2 separate regions of the Homo sapiens genome follow, and region 2 is linked to region 1. A link is an interaction called in ENCODE POLR2A ChIA-PET data of the cell type or tissue named here. Cell type or tissue: A673. All regions are shown on one strand. Region 1 overlaps ANKS6 (ankyrin repeat and sterile alpha motif domain containing 6). Region 2 overlaps TBC1D2 (TBC1 domain family member 2).

What was found. ChIA-PET counts read pairs that join two places held together with the same protein. Peaks named below come from ENCODE experiments on the same cell type or tissue, not always from the same donor. Only the 100,000 strongest peaks of a DNase experiment are listed, where the experiment ranks them.
Region 2: POLR2A ChIA-PET joins it to region 1 with 14 read pairs; 2 of 35 experiments call an interaction of 5 or more read pairs at or near these places.

The regions. Positions count from the first base shown.
Region 1 is chr9:98,736,914-98,741,913 of GRCh38, forward strand. The region is part of intron 14 of ANKS6 (ankyrin repeat and sterile alpha motif domain containing 6); the gene reads right to left. Among named protein-coding and RNA genes, the nearest start is that of GABBR2, 30 kb to the left of the region's middle. In A673, no CTCF peak of the experiment used is centred here; no DNase peak of the experiment used is centred here.
Region 2 is chr9:98,221,183-98,226,182 of GRCh38, forward strand. TBC1D2 (TBC1 domain family member 2) reads right to left here. Exons shown (of 13, transcript NM_001267571.2): 6 at 1-46. Among named protein-coding and RNA genes, the nearest start is that of MIR6854, 5.5 kb to the right of the region's middle. RefSeq lists an enhancer at 1,488-2,687. In A673, no CTCF peak of the experiment used is centred here; a DNase peak (open chromatin) is centred at 2,329; H3K27ac peaks cover 1,887 bases.

The DNA of each region.
Region 1 (5,000 bases):
CCGAGTCGCACGGCCCGGATTCGAGGTCTCCTTTCCTGCGCCTCTGTGCATCTTTCCAGTCCTTAGATTTCCAGATAATTCAATGGGAGCCAAGTGTCCTTCTGCTACAGGATAAGAGTTTAAACTGCCTTTGCTTCCCTTTGCCCAAAAGCTGCCGGATTTGTCTTCACAGAGATTCACTTCTCACTCTATTCCTACAACGCCCCCTGCCCCCTATACACACATTTTCAGATGAGAAAAGAGGGTGGATGTGAATGTTCTGTTAAGCCCAGAAAACATCATCACTGCATTCCAGGCTCGGAGGCAGCAATACTCAGAGGTTAAGAACAGAGACTGCGTCCTAGCCAGAGCAATCAGACAGGAAGTCAAACTGTCGCTGTTTGCTGATGACATGATCGTTTACCTAGAAAACCCTAAAGACAGCTCCAGAAAGCTCCTAGAACTGATAAAAGAATTCAGCAAAGTTTCTGGATACAAGATTAACGTACACAAATCAGTAGCTCTTCTATACAACAACAGTGACCAAGCTGAGAATCGAATCAAGAACTCAACCACTTCTATAATAGCTGCAAAAAAATAAAAAAAAAAAATACTTAGGAATATACCTAACCAAGGAGGTGAAAGACCTCTACAAGGAAAACTAGAAAACACTGCTGAAATAAATCATAGATGACACAAACAAGTGGAAACACATCCCATGCTCATGGATGGAGAGAATCAATATTGTGAAAATGCCCATATTGTCAAAAGCAATCTACAAATTCAATGCAATTCCCATAAAAATATCACCATCATTCTCCACAAAATTAGAAAAAACAATTCTAAAATTCATATGGAACTGAAAAAGAGCCCGCGTAGCCAAAGCAAGAATAAGCAAAAAGAACAAATGTGGAGGCATCACGTTACCTGATTTCAAACTATACTATAAGGCCATAGTCACCAAAACAGCATGGTACTGGTATAAAAAATAGGCACATAGACCAACGGAACAGAATAGAGAACCCAGAAATAAACCCAAATACTTACAGCCAACTGACCTTTGACAAAGCAAACAAAAACATAAAGTGGGGAAAGGACACCCTTTTCAACCAATGGTGCTGGGATAACTGGCTAGCCACATGTAGGAGAATGAAATTAGATCCTCAACTCTCAGCTTATTCAAAAATCAACTCAAGATGGATTAAAGATTTAAATCTAAGACCTGAAACTATAAAAATTCTAGAAGGTAACATTGGAAAAACCCTTCTATACACTGGCTTAGACAAGGATTTCATGACCAAGAACCCAAAAGCAATGCATAAAAACAAAGGTAAATAGCTGAGACTTATTTAAACTAAAGAGCTTTTGCATGGCAAAAGGAACAGTCAGCAGAGTAAACAGAAAACCCACAGAGTGGGAAAAAAAATCTTCACAATCTATACATCTGACAAAGGACTAATATCCAGAATCTACAATGAACTCAACCAAATCAACAAGAAAAAAACAAACAATCCCATCAAAAAGTGGGCTAAGGACATGAATAGACAATTTTCAAAAGAAGATATACAAATGGCCAGCAAACATATGAAAAAATGCTCAACATCATTAATGATCAGGGAAATGTAAATCAAAACCACAATGTGGTACCACCTTACTCCTGCAAGAATGGCCATAACAAAAAAATAAAATAAAAAAAAAAACAGTAGATGCTGGAATGGAGGTGGTGAAAAGGGAACATTTCTACATTGCTGGTGGGAATATAAACTAGTACCACCACTATGGAAAACAGTGTGGAGATTCCTTATAGAACTAAAAGTAGAACTACCATTTGATCCAGCAATCCCACCACTGGGTATCTACCCAGAGGAAAAGAAGCCATTATATGAAAAAGATACTTGCACACACATGCCTATAGCAGCACAATTCACAACTGCAAAGTCATGGAACCAACCCAAATGCCCACCAATCATCGAGTGGATAAAGAAAACTGTGATATATATATGATGGAATACTACGCAGCCATAAAGAGGGATGAATTAATGGTATTCGCAGTGACCTGGATGAGATTGGAGACTATTATTCTAAGTGAAGGAGACTATTATTCTAAGTGAAGTAACTCAGGACTGAAGTAACCAAAAATAATATGTTCTCACTTGTAAGTGGGAGCTAAGCTAGGAGGATGCAAAGGCATTAAGAATGACACAGTGGACTTTGGGGGACAGAGGGGGAAAGGATGGGAAGGGGGTGAGGGACAAAAGACTACATATAGGGGGCAGTGTATACTGCTTGGGTAATGGGTGCACTAAAATCTCACAAACCACTGCGAAAGAACTTACTCATGTAACTAAACACCACCTGTTCCCCAATAATCTATGGAAATAAAAAATTAAAAACAACAACAACGACAACAACAACAACAACGAATAGAAACTGGGCTGGGCATGTGGCATGCACCTGTAGTCCCAGCTACTTGGAGACTGAGGTGGGAGGATCGCTTGAGCCCAGGAGGTCAACTCCAGCCTGGGCAACAGAGCGAGACCCTGTCACAGTCTAGGTTTGGAGCCCATTTCTCCTATTTGCTAGCTGGGTCACCCTGAGCAAGATACTTAATCTCCCTGGGCCTTGGTTTCCTCATCTACAAAAGAGGGATGATAACAGTCCCTCAGGTGACGGCTGTGAGATGATTAGAAGGCCTCAGACACAAAGCTGTCCATTGCAGCACCATTTATACAAAGTTTGAAAATCTATATAACCAACAGGTAGGAATTTTTTAAAAATTAATTTTAGCACATTTCCCCAACAGACCCTGTGTGGGTAGCTGGAGGCAGACAGATCCTATCCTCAGAGGGCAGCAGTGGATTAAACATTTTTTTTTTTTTTTTGAGACGGAGTCTTGCTGTCGCCCAGGCTGGAGTGCAGTGGCGCAATCTCGGCTCACTGCAGGCTCCGCCCCCTGGGGTTCACGCCATTCTCCTGCCTCAGCCTCCCGAGTAGCTGGGACTACAGGCGCCCGCCACCTCACCCGGCTAATTTTTTGTATTTTTAGTAGAGACGGGGTTTCACCATGTTAGCCAGGATGGTCTCGATCTCCTGACCTCGTGATCCGCCCGCCTCGGCCTCCCAAAGTGGGATTAAACATATTTTTAAAAATTAATAAATATGGTCAAAATGTAAAGTAAATTAAAAATGTATCATCTCTGGCAGACTGTTCTCTACTAAGAGTGAAAAGGGGGAAAAATCCACTGAATGAGCCCAGACTTCAAACTTTCTTTCATTTCATGGACTCCCCATAGCCCAGAGGGGCCCCTCTCCAGACCCCCACACAGACACCTCTTGTGCTGATGAGGCCTCCTAGACTCGAGAGGACAGTAAGATTCTCCCTTCATCCCAACCAATCCAAACAATTTTAAATAAGCTGGGAAAATGCCCTCCAGATTCCATCAACACAATCCAAAGGCTGGAGGGTATGACAGAGCATTGGATGCCAAGTCAGAGGATCTGGAATCCCCACTCTACCACTGATTAGCGCCAGGATCGCAGGCCCGCCCCTTTTCCGCTAAGTATCTGTCAAATGGGGATGTTACCTGCCAGCGCTGCACTGAAGCTCACCCTGAGATAATGAATGGGGTGGCACTGTGCAAACTGCAGAGGGCTAAAATGTAAATGGAAGGGTTGACAGCAATTTTATTATTAAACACCATCTTAGCCTTAATTTCCTGAGAAATGAGGTCAGGGCAAGACAGGGTTCCGGCCCTCGCTGCCTGCTAACCTTAGGAGGGAGCTGTAGATGATTAAAACCATAATTGTTTCCTGCATCCACAACTGATTGAAGATGATAACAATAATTGCCCTTTAAAAACCCCTGAGTTTCAAAGGACCTGCCTGATAATTCTCAAAAGGAAAAAAAACAGCTATTAAATGTAGAAAAAAGGTTCAACTATCTAGCATCTCAAAAAATGCAAATTAAAACAAGGTACCTTTTTTTGCCTATCAAATTAATAAAGATTAAAAAACAAACTGATAGTAATACTGGCAAAGCTGCAGTGAAACGAATAACAAACTCTCACACACTCACAGCTAGTGGAACTGTTCACTGGCTCTTTCCGGAAAGTTATTCAGATGTACATATACCTTGATTCTGACTCTTTGACTCAGTAATTCCACTTTCAGACATCTACTGTGAGGATTAGAAGGCCTTAGACACAAAGCTGTCCATTGCAGCACCATTTATACAAAGTTTGAAAATCTACATAACCAACAGGTAGGAATTTTTTAAAAATTAATTTTAGCACATCTATGCAAATTTATATGAAAAAGAGTTCTTAATGACATGAATAGCTGCATATATTGCATATTAAAGAAAGCAGGATATAAATACGGACCCAAATTTATCTCAGTTATATTTTACGAAAATTTAAGGGTGTGGTGATGGGTGCTTATAATCCAAGCTACTCAAGAGGCTGAGGTGGGAAGATCCTTTGAGGCCAGGAGTTTGAGGCCAGCCTGGGCAACACAGGAAGACCCCATCTCTTTAAAAAAGAAAAAACAAAAAAAAGGACACAAAACACTGCAGAGTAATCTGCCCAAAGGTGAACAATGTTGGCCTCTGAGTGATTGGATTGTGATTTCTTAAAAAAATTCTTTTCACCATTTTGGTACTGTGTAAATTTAATAAAATCAATATGCACTGCATTGACAATCACAAAAAAAAGGGCAACAAAAAGAAACAATGACTTAGGACCAACTAACTCCTCATTTCTGGTAAACCTCCAATATATAACTCATCCGAAACTAACAAACTAATGAGCAGACTCGAGCACACATTACAATTCCAATACTGGGGTGGGTTCATCTGGAAGTGACGTGGCTTGCAGGCTGAGGGTCCACAACGTTTTGCTAATATTACTATGCTTAATAAGACTTGCTGATGTTATTACATTATGAGCCAGGTTTTTAGTTAATACTCACTTAAAAAATTTTAGGCCAAAATGCTCAATCTTATTGATTGTGTAAAAAAAGCA
Region 2 (5,000 bases), 520 kb before region 1:
CCTGCTGGGCGGCCTCCAGTGCCTTGTGCAGGATCTTCACTAGCTCCTGGGCAGGGAGAGGGAAGAATCTTGTGAGCTCAGGGAGGGCCTGCTGGGCGCCACAGTGGGGTATATGTTATCAGTAGTTCTCCTAACAACCGTGAGAGGTGCCCAGCAGCATCCCTGCGGCATCTCATCCTGACACTCACTTTCTCCTTCTCTGTTCAAGTGACTGTTAGCTGGGCACATGGTTCCCCAGCTTAAAACTGCATCTCCCAGCCAAGCCATGGTGAGGTGTAGCCAAGTAACTATTCTGCCTAAATGGGAAATGAAAAGTGAGATGGGCAGCTTCTGGGTCCTACCTTTAAAACCACTAGATACACGCTCCTCTGGTCCAGTTCTCTTTGCTTCTGGCTGGGAAGTGGCAGGAACTAGAGTGGCCGCCTCAGACCCACAGCAGAAGGTACATGTTGAGAAAGGGCTGCCCCCCAGCTCAGAGTTGCTCACCTACCTCTGGGTTCTTTAATGTGAATGAGAAACCTCTCACTCGTTTTGGGCCACAGTGCTTTGAAACTTTTTTTTTTTGAGATAGCGTCTCCCTCTGTTACCCAGCCTGGAGTGCAGTGGCACAGACATGGCTCACTGTAGCCTCAATCTCCTGGGCTCAGCTGATCCTCCCACCTTAGCCTCTCAAGTAGCTGGGACCACAGGAACATGCCAACACACCAGGCTAATATTTGTATTTTTTTGTAGAGAAGGGGTTTTGCCATGTTGCCGGGCTGGTCTCAAACTCCTGGACTCAAATGATCTGCCCACCTTGGCCTTCCAAAGTGCTGGGATTACAGGTATGAGTCACCACACCCAGTGGAGATGTTTTTGTCACAGCAGCTGAACCCATACCCTGACATATACACATCCATTTCAGGGATGAACAAACTGAGGCCCAGCAGAGAGTAGAATGGAATTCAATCTCAATTGGCTAGATTCCAAAGCCTGTGCTCAGTAACTAAGAAAACCAGGGGTGGCAGCTATGTGGCATTACTCTTCCCTCTCATCCCTGTGGCAGACATCACTAATTAATCTCCCATACTTCTTCCTGCACAGCCTACCCTAGTTGAGGCCTCAGAATCATTCTCAATATAGCAGCCAGTCACTACCAATCAAGTTGAGTCAGGGTTAAAGAGGAAATACACTGGCAATCCCCATGTAAAGCCACACACAGAGGACCTCATTCAAGCCATTTGTGCCTAGTTACCTTCAGCCCACCAGCCGATGCCTGCAAAGCTGGTGGAAGGAACTCTAGAAAGTTCAGAAACAATAGAGCTTGATTTATTCCTCAGCAGGGGCAACTAATTCACACAGGAACTCAAGGTCTGCTCAGCTCCCTGTGCCTTTAAGCCTGTAATTTCCCCAGGGAGGGCCACGCCTGGACTCAGGCCTATCTGTCCCAAAGCAGGGATGTGAATTTGTTCTGGGCCAGGATCAGGACATCAGCAGCCAGGTCCACGTGGAACTAATACCAGGTAGGTATGACTTTCAGGCAACACTGCCCTGCTCTGTGCTTCTCATTTGGAAAAACATGGTTTCCTAGAGACATGTCAACTATACCACACCAAAGTATTAAAATGAGTGGATTGGCTGGATAGCCTTATTTGCTAAGAACAATTCTATATTGGAGGAAAACTGCCAAAAACCATGACTTTTTTGGAGAAGCTAATGACAAGACCACATTAGCCTGCATCTTCTGAAACCTTAGGACTAGTGACCATCCTTTCTCTGGTTCTCTCTTTTCCTTCCACATGCCCATCCATCCATCCAACCTTTACCAAGCACCACTCGGTGCCAGGCCAGGCCCTGAGCCAGGTGCCGTGGCCCAGAGAGGGAGTGGTGAGAGTTCCCACCTCCAAGGACTGCAAAGGCTGGTGGGAATGAACATGACCCACCACAGTGGAATGATCTACTGCAAGTCAGGGGAACAAGGGTGTTTGTGGGAAAGGCAATGACTTCTGTCTGGGGTGGAGGTTGTGGGGAATACCAGTCCAGAGCATTTAAAAGAAACTGTGAAGAATGAGAAGGGCCAGAGATGGTCGAGCAGCAGGTGGGAGATGAGGGTGGGGATGGCCCTCCAGATGTGGCCAAGCTACAGCCCCAGTAAAGACCTGGAGGAAGGAAAGAGCTACCATGGAGCTGTGGGAGCCCTGGGGTGTGGCAGGAAGTTGGGGTGAGGACAGCACAGTGATTGCAAACCAAAAGGGAATGTTTGGAACGTCCAGAATGAAGAAGTCAGCTTCTCAGGGCTCAGTGGAGAGAGATTAACATTCCTGTGGTTCCAGGAAAACTGGGGGCCTAGGCCATTTTCTGCTTCAGCTGAGATTTGGAGGTTACCTTGGATGACTGCCCAGGGAAATAACCAACAGACATCATTGTTCAGACTTGCCCTAGGAGCAGGACCAGTGGGTGTCTTTCCCTCAATTTGGGGAGTTAGTTGACTCTGAAGCTTATTTCATTACATCTAGCTGTCTCCTTCCCGCATTTGGCTCCCAGAATCTAAGACTGAGACACCAGCCCAGGAGGCTCTCCTCCCACCCCCAGAATTCTTGTACCAGAATAAAATAGGCTTAAAAGAACGGAACCAGGGCAGAGGGAGGGAGCCTCAGTAGGACTTGTAAGATGAGGAGTGAGAATGTCATGAATTCAAGAAACCTAAAGTCTGGATTATAAGCAATGTCTTAGGACCAATTCTTAAAAATAGGTTGGGCCGGGCGTGGTGGCTCACGCCTGTAATCCCAGCACTTTGGGAGGCCAAGGCGGTCGGATCACGAGGTCAGGAGATCGAGACCATCCTGGCTAACATGGTGAAACCCCGTCTCTACTAAAAATACAAAAAAATTAGCCAGGCGTGGTGGCGGGTGCCTGTAGTCCCAGCTACTCAGGAGGCTGAGGCAGAATGGTGTGAACCCGGGAGGCGGAGCTGGCAGTGAGCTGAGATCGCACCACTGCACTCTAGCCTGGGCGACAGAGCGAGACTCCATCTCAAAAAAAAAAAAAAGAAAAGAAAAGAAAAGAAAAATAGAGGGGTTGATGAAATTAAGCTTTTTGAAGTGTTTTTTTTTCTTTTCTTTTTTTTTTTTTTTTTTTTGAGACAGGGTCTCACTCTGTTGCCCAGGCTGGAGTGCAGTGGCGCAATCACGGCCCACCGCAGCCTCAACCTCCTGGGCTCAAGAGATTCTCTTGCCTCAGTCTCCCTTGTAGCTGGGACTACAGGCATGCACCACATTGCCCAGCTAATTATTTTATTTTCTGTAGAGACAGGGTCTCCCTATGTTGTTCGGGGTGGTCTTGAACTCTTGGGCTCAAGAGATCCTCCCACCTTGGCCTCCCAAAGTGTTGGGGTTATAGGTGTGAGCCACCATGCCCGGCCCAAGTGGTACTTTTAATATTTCTCAATCGAGTTGTTTGGTTCATCTCAGATTTTGATACGTGGTCATAAGTTGTCACTTTATTTAAATTTTTAAAAGCCAATAAATCATCTTTAAAAAATAATCCTTTATCTTTTTAGAGCATTGCTACTTTCATCAGTGGTGGGCCCTACAGGGGTCAGATGAAGGGGCATGGGCTTTGGAGTTGCACAGGCCTCGGTTCCCATTCTGGATCCGTGGGGGGTGTATCTAACGAGGTGACTCTAAGGAGGGTAGCTCAGGTGGCCTCTTCATTGAACCTCAGCTTTCTCATGAATGGGGCTAAAGCTTCCTCTTCTGCTCAGAACTGCCTCTAGCATGAAAGAGAAAGTGCCAAGTGTCCCTCCCCAAGCTGACATGGCCAAGGTACCTCCCAGCCCTCTTTCATGTCCTCTGAAGTTTTTGGCTGGAGTTCTAGGAAAGTAAGAGGCTATACGTTGCCCCACTGAGTTTCCTAAAAAATTACGTTCCTTTACCCAGTAATCCTGATTGAACTAAGGTGGCCCCAGAGGGCCGCAGGCAGGGTCCCAGAGGGGTTCATCATTCCCAGCCGCCAACAGATGGCCAACATCACCACAGACAACAGCCTTCCATCTGCCAGAGCAGACGGCCTTCAGGCTGGGTGGAGTTCTGTCAACTCCAAGGGTCAGTCCCCGGCCAATCAGCCATCTGGTGCTATCTCCTAGAGCCCAAACCTCTTGTGGGGCCAGTGCTGCAGGTATGGGGACAGATAATGGCTTAATGGGTATTGAAGTCAACCTGTGGTTTAATATGACACCAGGGGGTACACAGGGAGTGCATTCATTTTTTCTCAAGAGCAGTTTTGGTGCTTGTGTCTCATAGTGGGCCTCACCATGAGACTATGGAAGAGAGGAGGCAGCCCAGCCTCTAGACTTGGAGAAGGAGGTTAGGGCCCCAATCCTGGCTTTTCCAGCTGCCTGCGCATGGGCAAGTCACCCAACTCCTCTGAGCTCCTCAAATGCTGGCTTAGCCCCTGGGAGACCCTGAGCATGCAGACACTCTGAGAACCTCAGTTTCCCTTTCAGAGTAAGGGGATGAAAACTATTGTAAGGACAGAGATAACACATGGGAAGGCTCAGCACAGTCCTGGGGCCGCGCTTCATACCAGCAGTTCCCATGCTCACATCTTCTCTTCCCCACTAGATGGTGAGGTGCCCAAGGGCAGGGATTTGTCTGCAATGTGCTCTCAAGAGCATCTCGCAGTGTTTGAGATAGAAATTCCTAAAGAGTCACGAAAGCCACTGGCAATGGCCAGATCAGCTAGGATAAGACCCCAAATTCCCATGTCCTCCTGAAGTTTGAGGTAGACAGGAGGTGCCTTCCCACTAAAGAAACACAGGAAGGTACCTCGCAGGGGTAGCTCCTGGGATTCCAGGTGCCCATCTTCCCAGCTGATGAATGGGACTCTAATGAGGGTCTCAGATGGACAGCGGCTCTCCTAGCGGCATTCTGAGTGCCTGGGGGCACCACTGGGCACCCAGAAGTTGTGCTGGCTTTTTCTGTCTCACCTCTTTGGTTTCAGTATCTGGGCTACAGGTGAAA